Linked DNA regions of Homo sapiens: region 2 is linked to region 1. Evidence: chromatin loops called from intact Hi-C (ENCODE). Cell type or tissue: heart left ventricle. All regions are shown on one strand.

Region 1 (5,000 bases):
AGATGATCCAAACCTGGCCTCAATTTTTTCAACCTTCTCAGAGCCAATCAACTTTGTCTTTCACCCAGCTCAGCCACTTATTCACACGGCATTCTCTCATACCCAATGAAACTGCTGCAACTTTTACTTCAAAGGTTCTGCTCTCTGTTCATTTCCTCTTACCCTTCTTAGCTTGGATACTTTTGTACTTCCACTGAACTCAATGGCAAATCCAGGAGACAGGGAGAATTTGGAAGCAATGATGGGTTACAAAAGAGACATTTACTTCACCTCTCACTCTTGGGGAATGTGAAGCATGGGGGGGAAAAAGAGCCTCTGCCTGAGGTTGCTGCAGGTGGCAGTGTTTCCAGGGGACCACTGGGCCATTTCAGAAAAGGCAAGAAGATAAAGGGATCATTCATCAAGGAAGCAGAGACTGAAAGGAACCAATGGGTTCTAGTGTGTACACAGAAGCAGAGGATAGGGAGGGGTTGGAGAGGGGTCCATTCAGGGAATGTTCAGGGCAGAGTACAGATGAGCATCTTAAAGATGAGCATGATCTGGAGGACTGGATTTCTGGTGACAACTGCAATGGATATCAGAGCACAGTGTGAATGAGAACTTCTGGGTGGCTGTTTCTACCTGCGTCTAGTGATGTCACTGCTGTTGAGAGCGTGCAGCTGCTCACTTTCCAGAGGGTTACTGACCTAATGCATTTTCTGTTTTTTTGCTCATCTATTCTTTTTGATCCCCCCCTTTCATTTTTCTGGACAACATCCCTTGATAATTCTATAAAATAGGGATTATGAATGAGAAACTGAGTTCCTGCACACCTGAAAAATGTCTTCATTTGCCTTTGATATCTAAGGGATAGCTTCTGTGGGTACAGACTCTTAGGTTCTGGACTATGCTATTTCAGAACTCTGAATATGTTACTTTATCATCCTCTTGCGTGTTACCAGAAGACTCTGATGCCAACTTGATCCTTGATATTTTATAGGCTGGCCAGTTTTCTCTCTCTGGACGCTTCCATTATATGTGTACAATTTGAGTCTTCTTAAACTCATAACTTCACAGTGGGCACTCAGTGTTCCCTTTCAATCTACAAATTGTTGCTTACGTTCTGGGAAATTTTCTCCCATTATTTCATTGGTTATTTGCTCCCTCCTCCACTGTCTCTGTCTCCTCCTCCTAGAACTCCTACTAGATGAACACTGGAACTTCTGAAATGAGCCTCCTTATTGTATTCACTTTTCTGTCAGCCTTTCTATCTCTTTGTCTTATTTTATATTCTAGGACAATTCTTTGGCTCATTCGTCCTGCTCACTTTCTTCCTTTAGTTGTATCCATTCTGCTACTCAACCCTTTAATGAGGTTCTAACTAAAGGATCATGTTTTATTTCCAAGGTCTAGGAAATAAAAATCATTCTTTTTTCTTATTTCATGAGTGCAGCATTCTCTTTTTATCTCTTTCAGGGATAAATTCACTTCCCTTAAAGTCTTCTTTAGGTTCTTATTAGGATCCTCCAATGTGAGCTTTTCAGTTTCTTCAGTTTGGTGTTTCTTTTATGATGGTTTGGCGACTGTTATGTGCTTGCTCATGGCTGTCTAGATCCTCGGTGTGTAAATGCTGCATTACTTCACCACTGCCAATCTCCATCGGTTACAGGGGAAGGGCAGGATATGCAGGGCTTCTGGACTCTGACTTCCACCTTTAATTTGATTCCCTCAGCCTTCTGCCCTTTAGGAATTCCTCAGATTTCTAGACTTCTCAGGATGCTTCTTTTCTTCTAGCATTGCCAGGACATATATCTAACATATTAGGGATTTGGGGCATACATGTGATGCATGTTCAGTCTGCCAACTTGAGAGCCATCTTAACAGGAGCCCTTCAGCACTCACCAGGTAGAAGCTGTTCTAGATATGAACCACTAATACCAAGGATCTTATAGTGGAAGACAAAGATTCCTTAAAAATCTTTAAATGGCACATGGAGAAGATGTCTTAAGATGATCAATCCATTTTCTTTGCTTTGCTTACCAAACAAATCTTCCTGTTACTTTTTATGATTTTTCTGGTTTTGTTTATTATTTTCTCATACTAGTTTTTGCATGCCTCAATAGGACAGACTCCTCTAGTTACTGAAATAGTAATTTTAAGTTAATAAGCAAGCATTTGAGTTTTGTAAGACAAATGTAACGCCAGCCTTATGATTGTCATGAATCAATTCATCGCAATCTAATCGACTGATAAAATCACATTTCCAGGACCGCAATGCTCCTACGATGATCCTGTAACAGAGGTATCGACAACAACCCTGGAGCCTCCTTCAAATTATGGGACATCACCAACAATCAATCACTAAGAGAAGAAATAATTTAGAAGAAGAATTCATTTTTGGTTACTCAAATATAACCCAATTTAAAGGAGACTGTTATTTCTCTTCTCTAGTAAGCTACAGACAGGATCTGCTCCCTTTAATAAGATGCTTGGTTAATAACATTTATTTACAGAGTAAAATTTTCTCATTATTTCCCTCCACACTAAAATATTTACATAAACTCAAACCACTTATGTTGCCTATTCCAACCAGTTTCTTGTCAGAGTGAGTAGGAAAATTCTTCATTAAATGTCATTGCCTTTGGGGTAAACAGAACATAAATAAAAAACCAGTTTTATTAAGGTTCTGCAATAAGAGGAACTATTTTTTGGACGAAATTTCTTTCTGCAAGTGAAGTTAAAGTTTTAAGAAACTTAAGAAAGAGAAGCCCATTGATAGACGCTCTACTTCTCTGTCACAGATTCTTTTCTGTCTTCTGTTTTTCATCTGCTGAGTAAGAAAAGAGTTAACTTATAAATGAGAGGAATGTTGTTTCAGCTCTACAGAAAGCTTTTAAGGATGAGGTCAATGCGAGGACCAGCTTCTTCATTAACTCATTAACAAGACAGGTCACTGTGGCCTCAGGGTTCATTTATCAGCAGGAAAACCTCAGCTGGTAATGGCTGGTTGTTTCCTGCACCTCTCAAAATTCCAAGCAGAGAAGTAGACTCCATTGTGAGTCTGTTTCCTGACTTGGAAGTAAAAAAAATATTTTCATGATGACCATTCTTTTCTCAGGCTGGAGTTACATTTGGCCCAAAGACACACTGGGCATGCACAGTGCTTCCACTCCCAGAGCACTTTCTAATGCTTTCTTCCCTCTCCAGTTAATTATTCCTAATGATGCTATGTGCATCTCATTGGGTCTTCCTGACAAGGCACCAGTTTTTAAATGAATTTTTATGTAAATGTTAATGGCTGTAAATTAGGCAAGTTGCAGCAGTAATTGCCCACCCGTCCACCTGCACCACATACCACCAGCTACAATTCTCTTTGACAGCTGCTGTTCTTAACTGGGACCTACTATTCCTAGTCCACAGTGGGATTCAAAGTTATTAATAACCCTATGGCAACCTAACTGGCTTTGCTATAATGTTCAGAAAGGTTTTCTTTTGTTTGTTCCTAGCATCTACCTTGGAGGAAGGAAATTATGAAGAGATTATCTTGAGGCTGTCAAGAGAAGATTGGTAGTTTTTCTCCAAAATAAGAGATTGGCTAGATTAGCAGAGAGTTTAAAGCAAAACTTCAAGGGAACCCTCTCAGTGAGGGGATTATAAATGCAACTCCTATGTCTGGCATTGCTCTGGCAATTTGGGAAGGCTTCTTTGACAGCAGAAGGTTTCAGCAGAGTGTAGAAAGGAAAAAAAAAAAAGGCCTGACCCTGCAATGCTGACACACTTTCCACAGCTCCAGCCATAGCATTTCTGGGGGAGGCCAAGCTGTCCTGTTCTCTTTCTTCTTCTTGCTTTAGTATTTTCCACCGTTTCTAGGACTCCCTTTCTGTGCTCAGTTTATTGCTGTACTCAAGCAGCCAGGTAACGAGGCAGTGTGGTTCCATGGAAAAGTAACTCTAGCTGGAGCAATCAAAAGACCTAGGTCTTTCGACTCTGTTCTGGTCCTTTGCCTCTCTTAACTTCCCTTTCCTGCAAAAGAAGCAGGTCCCTGTGGTCTCTTTCTCTTCTAAAACTCCAGTGGCATTTTATTAATTCCTAATATTTGTATAGTTCACACATTCCAAGTTAAATAGCTTTTTTAAGGATGTACCTCATCCCTGAATATCACAGGCCACACCAACAGATGTTTCCAAAGGCCAGCACATTGCCAAAAATTCACTGTCAGGATTGATTTGTGGCTTCTGCTATGCCAATGATTTTATAACCCTCTGTTAACATCGAAGTTTACTTTTTACTTTAAGATGTAGAGAACACTGGTGCTTTTGAATTACCATTGCTGGAAAAGTCTGGGATGTATTGTTTTAAAAAATTGCTACTTGCTACAGTCACAAATCCTTGTTGGCACTCCTGTCTGCACTAGTATCCTTCCTCATTTGCCAGGAAGAAAAAGTCAGTATAACAGGAACTTATGTATCCAAAACTCTGCCATGTCTCAGCTTCAGAATAGCTTTGGCAAAGTAGATTGTTTTCTTTACCAGCTGACTCATTAACAGAAAGGCTGTAAAAGTTTGTTTACTTGGAACAAAAGGGGCAGGTAGTAAGGAGGTCACTGCTGGCTCATCACTTCCCACCCCTAATGGTAGCCAAAGCCAAATGCAGAGTTAGAGTTCTGCCTGGCCCTGTACATCTGCACACGTGGGCTCTATCTGCATACTACAGCGGAAAAAAAACATCCTTTCTCTAGGCTCTTACTTGGGGGAAGAAGAACAAATATTTTGAGGTTAGGTGGCTAGGTTAAGAATCAGCAATCTTCCTCTTGCCTTTGGAAGAAACCACAGGGCAGTGATTCTCAACCTTGGGTCATTCTGCCCTCAGGAAACATTTGGTACAGTCTGGAGAAATTTTTGGTTGCCACAATCTGGGGAAGATATTACAGACATCTAGTGGGTAAAGGCTAGGGATGCTGCTAAACATGCTGTAATGCACAGGACAAAGAACTATCCAGCCCAAATGTCAGTGGTGCTAAG
Region 2 (5,000 bases), 75 kb before region 1:
AGGAAGAGTCAGGCCCAGAGCGCTGGGCGAGAGGAAGGCATGGGAATACCCACAGGGTGTCCAGGCAGCACACGAGCACTGCACTGCTCTATGCCTGGAGCAGAGGAAGGGGCACTGAGCAGGTAGCAGGGACGCCCTGGCTCCTTCCCCTCTCTGGGTCCGGGACTGCATGTGAGTCAAATGACAAGGTGACACCAGCTGATCCCCGGCATCTCCCCTCCCCCAACACTCAGGGGGTCGCTACCCGCACAACCAGCCCACCAATCTCTCACCCTGCTTCCCCTCCCATCCCCTTCTGAAGCATCTTATAATTTCTGTGGGCCAAAGTGCCTGCTGCGTCAGCCCATCTAGGAAAAGACTGCCCAAATGGATGGGTGTGCTTAAAACCCAGACGTGTCCCTGAGCAGTCGCCACTCTGGGTTCCAAGGGCAGGGCTTGAGCAGGCAGCTCAGTCTGGAAGCCTCCGCAGGGCCTCCTCAGCACATGAAAGCAATTTTCCGAACACTTCAAGACTGTTCCAAAAATGAATTCTCCTCTTGGCCCCACCACCTCACACACTGCCCAAGGTCCCAGGAGAGAGAGCCACGGTGATCTGCCAGCCAGCCACGTAGGGGGCAGATGGCAAAGACCTCTGCCCACCCCCAGCAGAATTCTCCTGGGCTGTGACTACAAGGGAGAGGGTAGGAGATGACTCAGAGCCCGTGATGGTGTGGCCAGGCTGCAGGTCCCCACGACAGTGCCTATCTGTCCAAGTCCTACCCAGCCCGCTGTTCCTCTCTTGTTACAGATGAGGCACAGTGCCAAAGAAGGCTGCCCAAAGTCCTGTAAGGCAAGGGGTCAGGGTGCCATCCCAGACTCCATGCCCAGAGCTTGGCTCTGACTGTGGACAACCAAACCAAATCAAACGGGGACCTCCCCATAGAGGCCCGCCCAGGCTGGGATGTGGCCAGAGTGACATTCCCTAATCACTACTGCCCTGGGATACCGGCCCTCCAGCAGGCTCAGGTGGTCCGCCTTGTCCCTCTGCCCAGTGCCCACAGGAGCAGGGCTGGCCAGTCCCCTGAGGCCCTGGGCCAGAGAAGTCCAGAACTTTCCAGGAGAGCAGAACAGAAGAGAGGAAGGGCTTGGCAGGCATGTTCTGTCTTCCTTCTTTCTGAAGACGAGACGATTATGCTCTGAACCAGAACGGATGGCGGGGCTCACATCAGCACAGTCTGGAAGCCCTCATTTTTTCATCTGTAAATACATTACCACTTCTGGAGGCGAGCAGGAGCGGGCTCTTTAATTCCACAATAACAATGCTTTGCACTTGGCCAGCTTCCCTCTGGTCATCTGCACTCACTCTGGGATAGTTAATGAAGAGGCCACTTGCCAGAAAGCCCCCACTGCCTGCTTCACGGAAAGGATGGGGTCCTCCGGGTGAGGAGCAGTTCCAGAAACAAGGCCAGAGTGGACAGGGCTCTGGAGGGAAAAGCCCCTAACTAGGCAGGGAAACGATGGCTGGAGGCCACAGCTCGCCAGGTGCAGATGGTGTCCCTTCCTGGCAGGACGCCGGGGTGTCCGCCTCCCACCTCCCACTTCAGTCTGTCCATCTGTCATGTGGGGCCTGCACCTGAGGCCTGGTTACCCGGGGTAGCCAGGATCACTTGCTGTTCTCAGGAGGTGAGACTGAGATGCTCAGAGATGCCAGTGCCCAAGTGTGGAAACATGGCCCGGGGGTCTGCCGAAGCCAGGCTGCCCGGCCAGGAAGAGGGGGTGTCGGACAGAAAACTCCCTACGGCCAGCGGGGAGGAAGCGGCCAGTCAGGGCCCCGGGGGTTCCGCAGCGAGAGGAAAACTTCCCAGGAAAGTGAGCCCATCCGCCGTGGAGGGCAGGCACGGCTCCCATCCAGCCAAGCCGTCCTGGGGGAGGGGTGGCTCCGGCGACTGGCAGAGACCGCGCCCCAACCTGGCCACCCCGGGGGAGTCCCGGGAGCGCCGCAGGGCAGCAATCCGAGGGAGGTCTTGCGGGACAGCACAGGCCTCCCACCCCCTCATCCGGCCCAGCAGTCCCGGAGGGGAGTCGCGGGAGCGGCAGAGACCCCTCCCCGCTAGGCCTAGCCGTCCTGGTGCGGGGTCCTGGCGGGCAACAGACTCCTGCCTGGCCCAGCTGTCCCAGGGGTTTCCCGGGGACCAACAAAGAGTCTTCCCGACCTAGCCATCTTGGGGGGCTCCCCGAGGGGACAGTACGGACCCCAGCCCGATCCAGCTCTCCTGAAAGAGGATGGAAAGGCGGGGGCAGAGAGGCCGGCTTGGGGGAGCCTCCCCCAGCCGGTGCGCTCTCCCCCGGGGCCGAGGAGGCCCCAGTGAGGCGACCCCCAGTCCGGGAGCCAACGCGGCATCAGGCCCGCAGCGGGCGGGGCGAGGTCGCAGCCGGGCGGGGGACAGCCGGCCCGGGGTCCCGGGCGGCGCGGTACTCACAGGCACGGACATCTTGGCCGCCGCCCCCGGGGCCTGGCGGGCAGCGGCGCCAGCGGGCTGGGGGCTCGGGTCCGCCCGCGCCGCTCAGAGGCCCCGCGAGGGGTCCCGGCGCTTTCCGGCTCCTCCGGCTCCTGAGCGTTCCCGGACGCCGGACTGTCCGGCCGCTCCAGCCGCGCCGCGCATGCGCCGCCCGCGCCGCCCCCCCCACCGTCTCCGCGGCCAGGGACGCGTTAAAGGTGAGGACCCCGGACCTAGGCCTTTTTCTGTCGGCCCAACGCGGCGGGGAGGCGCGGTCTCCTCCGCTCCTCGCCGATCCCTCGCGGGCCACCTCCAGTCGCACCAGCTCTGGGTCGCCCAACCAGTCCCCTCCCCCAACACTACACTGCCCTGTGGCCCTGGCCGGGCTCCTAGGCCCTGTGTCCGGGCGCAGACCGGGAGGGCTCGGCCGGCGGAAGGTGATCGCGGGGCAGCATAGCAGGCCTCCCGGAGCCCCTCTGCCCTCCCCCAGCTGAGAGCGAGCCCCGAGACCCCCAGGGAAGAGGAGCTCCCCACCCCGGAAACAGTCTAGCTCATCCTGGGGTCGCCCTGACAGTGACATCTGACCTGGCTTCTAGGGAGGATCCTGTGTCCCTGTAACCCCCACTCCTGGGCCCACCCTCAGCCCACCGTCCTCCCAGAGGCTGGAAGACGAGCCTTCGTGGGCCTGAGACTTCCTTTCCCCAGGCTAAACACCCCCAATTTCAGCTGTTTCGCATCTACCATGGTGCCCACACATGGCACCTGCAGCCACTGGGCACGTGCATGTTCGTCCCCATCGCTCCACTCCTGCCAGGCAGGCCTTGCTGATGCCCCGTTACATTTCATAGGCCCAGGCACTGAGATCCCTCACCCACTCAAAGGAAGGACCAGGGGTCCGACCCCTCTGTTCTGCTTCCTGGGGACGGTGGGTGAGCATCTAGAGCAAGTGGGGCTGGGGTCCAGAGCACTGTCCCGGAGGTCAGCGCTGCCCACCCCAGGGAGGAAAGACGGAGCCAGCTCCATGAGGCTGGTTTGCCGCAGCCCGGGCTCATGGCGGGGACCTGGGGGCAGAAAGCTCCAGCTGCCTAGGGAATCTCTGTGTGGGTGCCCATGTGGGGGGCGGGCCCTTCTGCCTGCCAGGGATGCTGTGCCAGGAGGCCACGGTGGCTGGATGGAGGAAGCAGAGCCAGGCAGCAGGCTGACTTCCCCCAGCTCCCAAAAGCCCCCAGTAGCAGGTCACCGACTGGGTTTTCAGCCTTTTTCCCCAAGGGGCGTGCAGCCTTGATCTTTTCTCCAGGAGTGTCCCGGTGAGGATCCCAAGAGGCCAGCAGCAATGAGGGGGTATGAGGTATGAGAGAAAGAGGGAAATCCAGGCCTCCCACGAGAGACCCAAGTCCCTGTTCTGGCAGTGATGAGGGGTCCTTCCCTGCTCCAGTAGAGTATGGTTGCCCCTTCACCTCTTGAGTGGGGTTCCCAACTGTGCACATCAGCGTCCGCAGCCCAGTGCTCAGCAAGGCATTGTTGGAGGGGCCAAGCAGGGCCACAGCAAGCCGGGGGGGGGGTGGGGGGCCTGGACCGACAGCTGCCACCTCCTCAAAGGGCGCTCTGTGCATGTCTGGCACGTGGCCCTGCCCGTGCCCACCCGCCCGCATCCAGCTGGCACAGGGGCTCCTGAGCTGGGAGCAGCAGCTCTGCCTGGCGCCCGGGCTCCTGGCCACACGCCCTGCTGTCTCTGATGCCCCCACCCACCACCACCCTGGCCCTCTCCTTTGCTCCTCGCCCAGACCCCACCTCCCTCCCTTGCTCCTGCTTGGGGCCCACTGTTCCTGTCTCCTTTCCCATCTCCCCCATATCTAGGTGCCCCAGCCAGAATGGGGCGGGCGGTGGAGAAAGATCCCTTCTACCTGCCTGGGCACAGGGAAAGGAGAGCCCAAGGGAGGGGCGCAGATGGAGCTGGACCCTCCAATCCATCTCATCCTGCCTCTTACCGCCCCAGGGGCTGCTTATTTAGGGCATCAGTAACTCAGCCCTTAGCAGGGAGAGAGGGGACCCTGGCTAGAGCCCTCACTTACTCTGAGGCAGGGATCCTTGGGTGTGGGCCTGGGGGCAGCCAGAGGAGCCTCACCAGGGCAGTGCATGCCCTCTCCTGACACTACCAGGTGTCTGTGAAGGCGGCGGCTGCTCCTCCCTCACCCACTCCTGGCAGGCAAATGATCCCAGGATGACTCACTCCGTCCTATAGGGAACAGCCTCTGGGGCTTCAAGGCTGGCAGTTCCAACCAGAAGCAACAGCTGGGCTGCCAGAGCAGGTGCCAGCGCCCTGAGAGGGTCCTTGAGAGCTAAGCGAGGCCCTCACACCGGGACTATTTTTGTCCCTGGCCTCTGGAGGGAAAGGAATTTGGACCTGGCCATGGAGTAAATCTGTGCAGAGACAAGCTTCACAACCAGCTCTCCTGACATCCAAGCTGGCCTCTGTCCCCAGGGCCTTGCCATGTCTAGAGGGGCTGAGGGCTGGGAAGTGGC

Evidence for each region. Hi-C counts contacts between places; a loop is a spot of excess contacts. Peaks named below come from ENCODE experiments on the same cell type or tissue, not always from the same donor. Only the 100,000 strongest peaks of a DNase experiment are listed, where the experiment ranks them.
Region 2: a loop joins it to region 1, with 6 times the contacts of the local background. A loop is called at or near these places in 2 of 110 quality-filtered maps.

Annotation. Positions count from the first base shown.
Region 1 is chr16:75,337,942-75,342,941 of GRCh38, forward strand. All of the region lies in intron 5 of CFDP1 (craniofacial development protein 1), which reads right to left. Among named protein-coding and RNA genes, the nearest start is that of BCAR1, 89 kb to the left of the region's middle. In heart left ventricle, no CTCF peak of the experiment used is centred here; no DNase peak of the experiment used is centred here; H3K27ac peaks cover 622 bases.
Region 2 is chr16:75,263,366-75,268,365 of GRCh38, forward strand. It overlaps a transcript of BCAR1 not described here. Among named protein-coding and RNA genes, the nearest start is that of BCAR1, 14 kb to the left of the region's middle. RefSeq lists enhancers at 30-827, 828-1,625 and silencers at 1,972-2,061, 2,072-2,161, 2,412-2,481, 2,552-2,671, 2,852-2,911. In heart left ventricle, no CTCF peak of the experiment used is centred here; DNase peaks (open chromatin) are centred at 706, 1,866, 2,726, 4,776 and 5 weaker places; H3K4me3 peaks cover 3,468 bases; H3K27ac peaks cover 3,691 bases.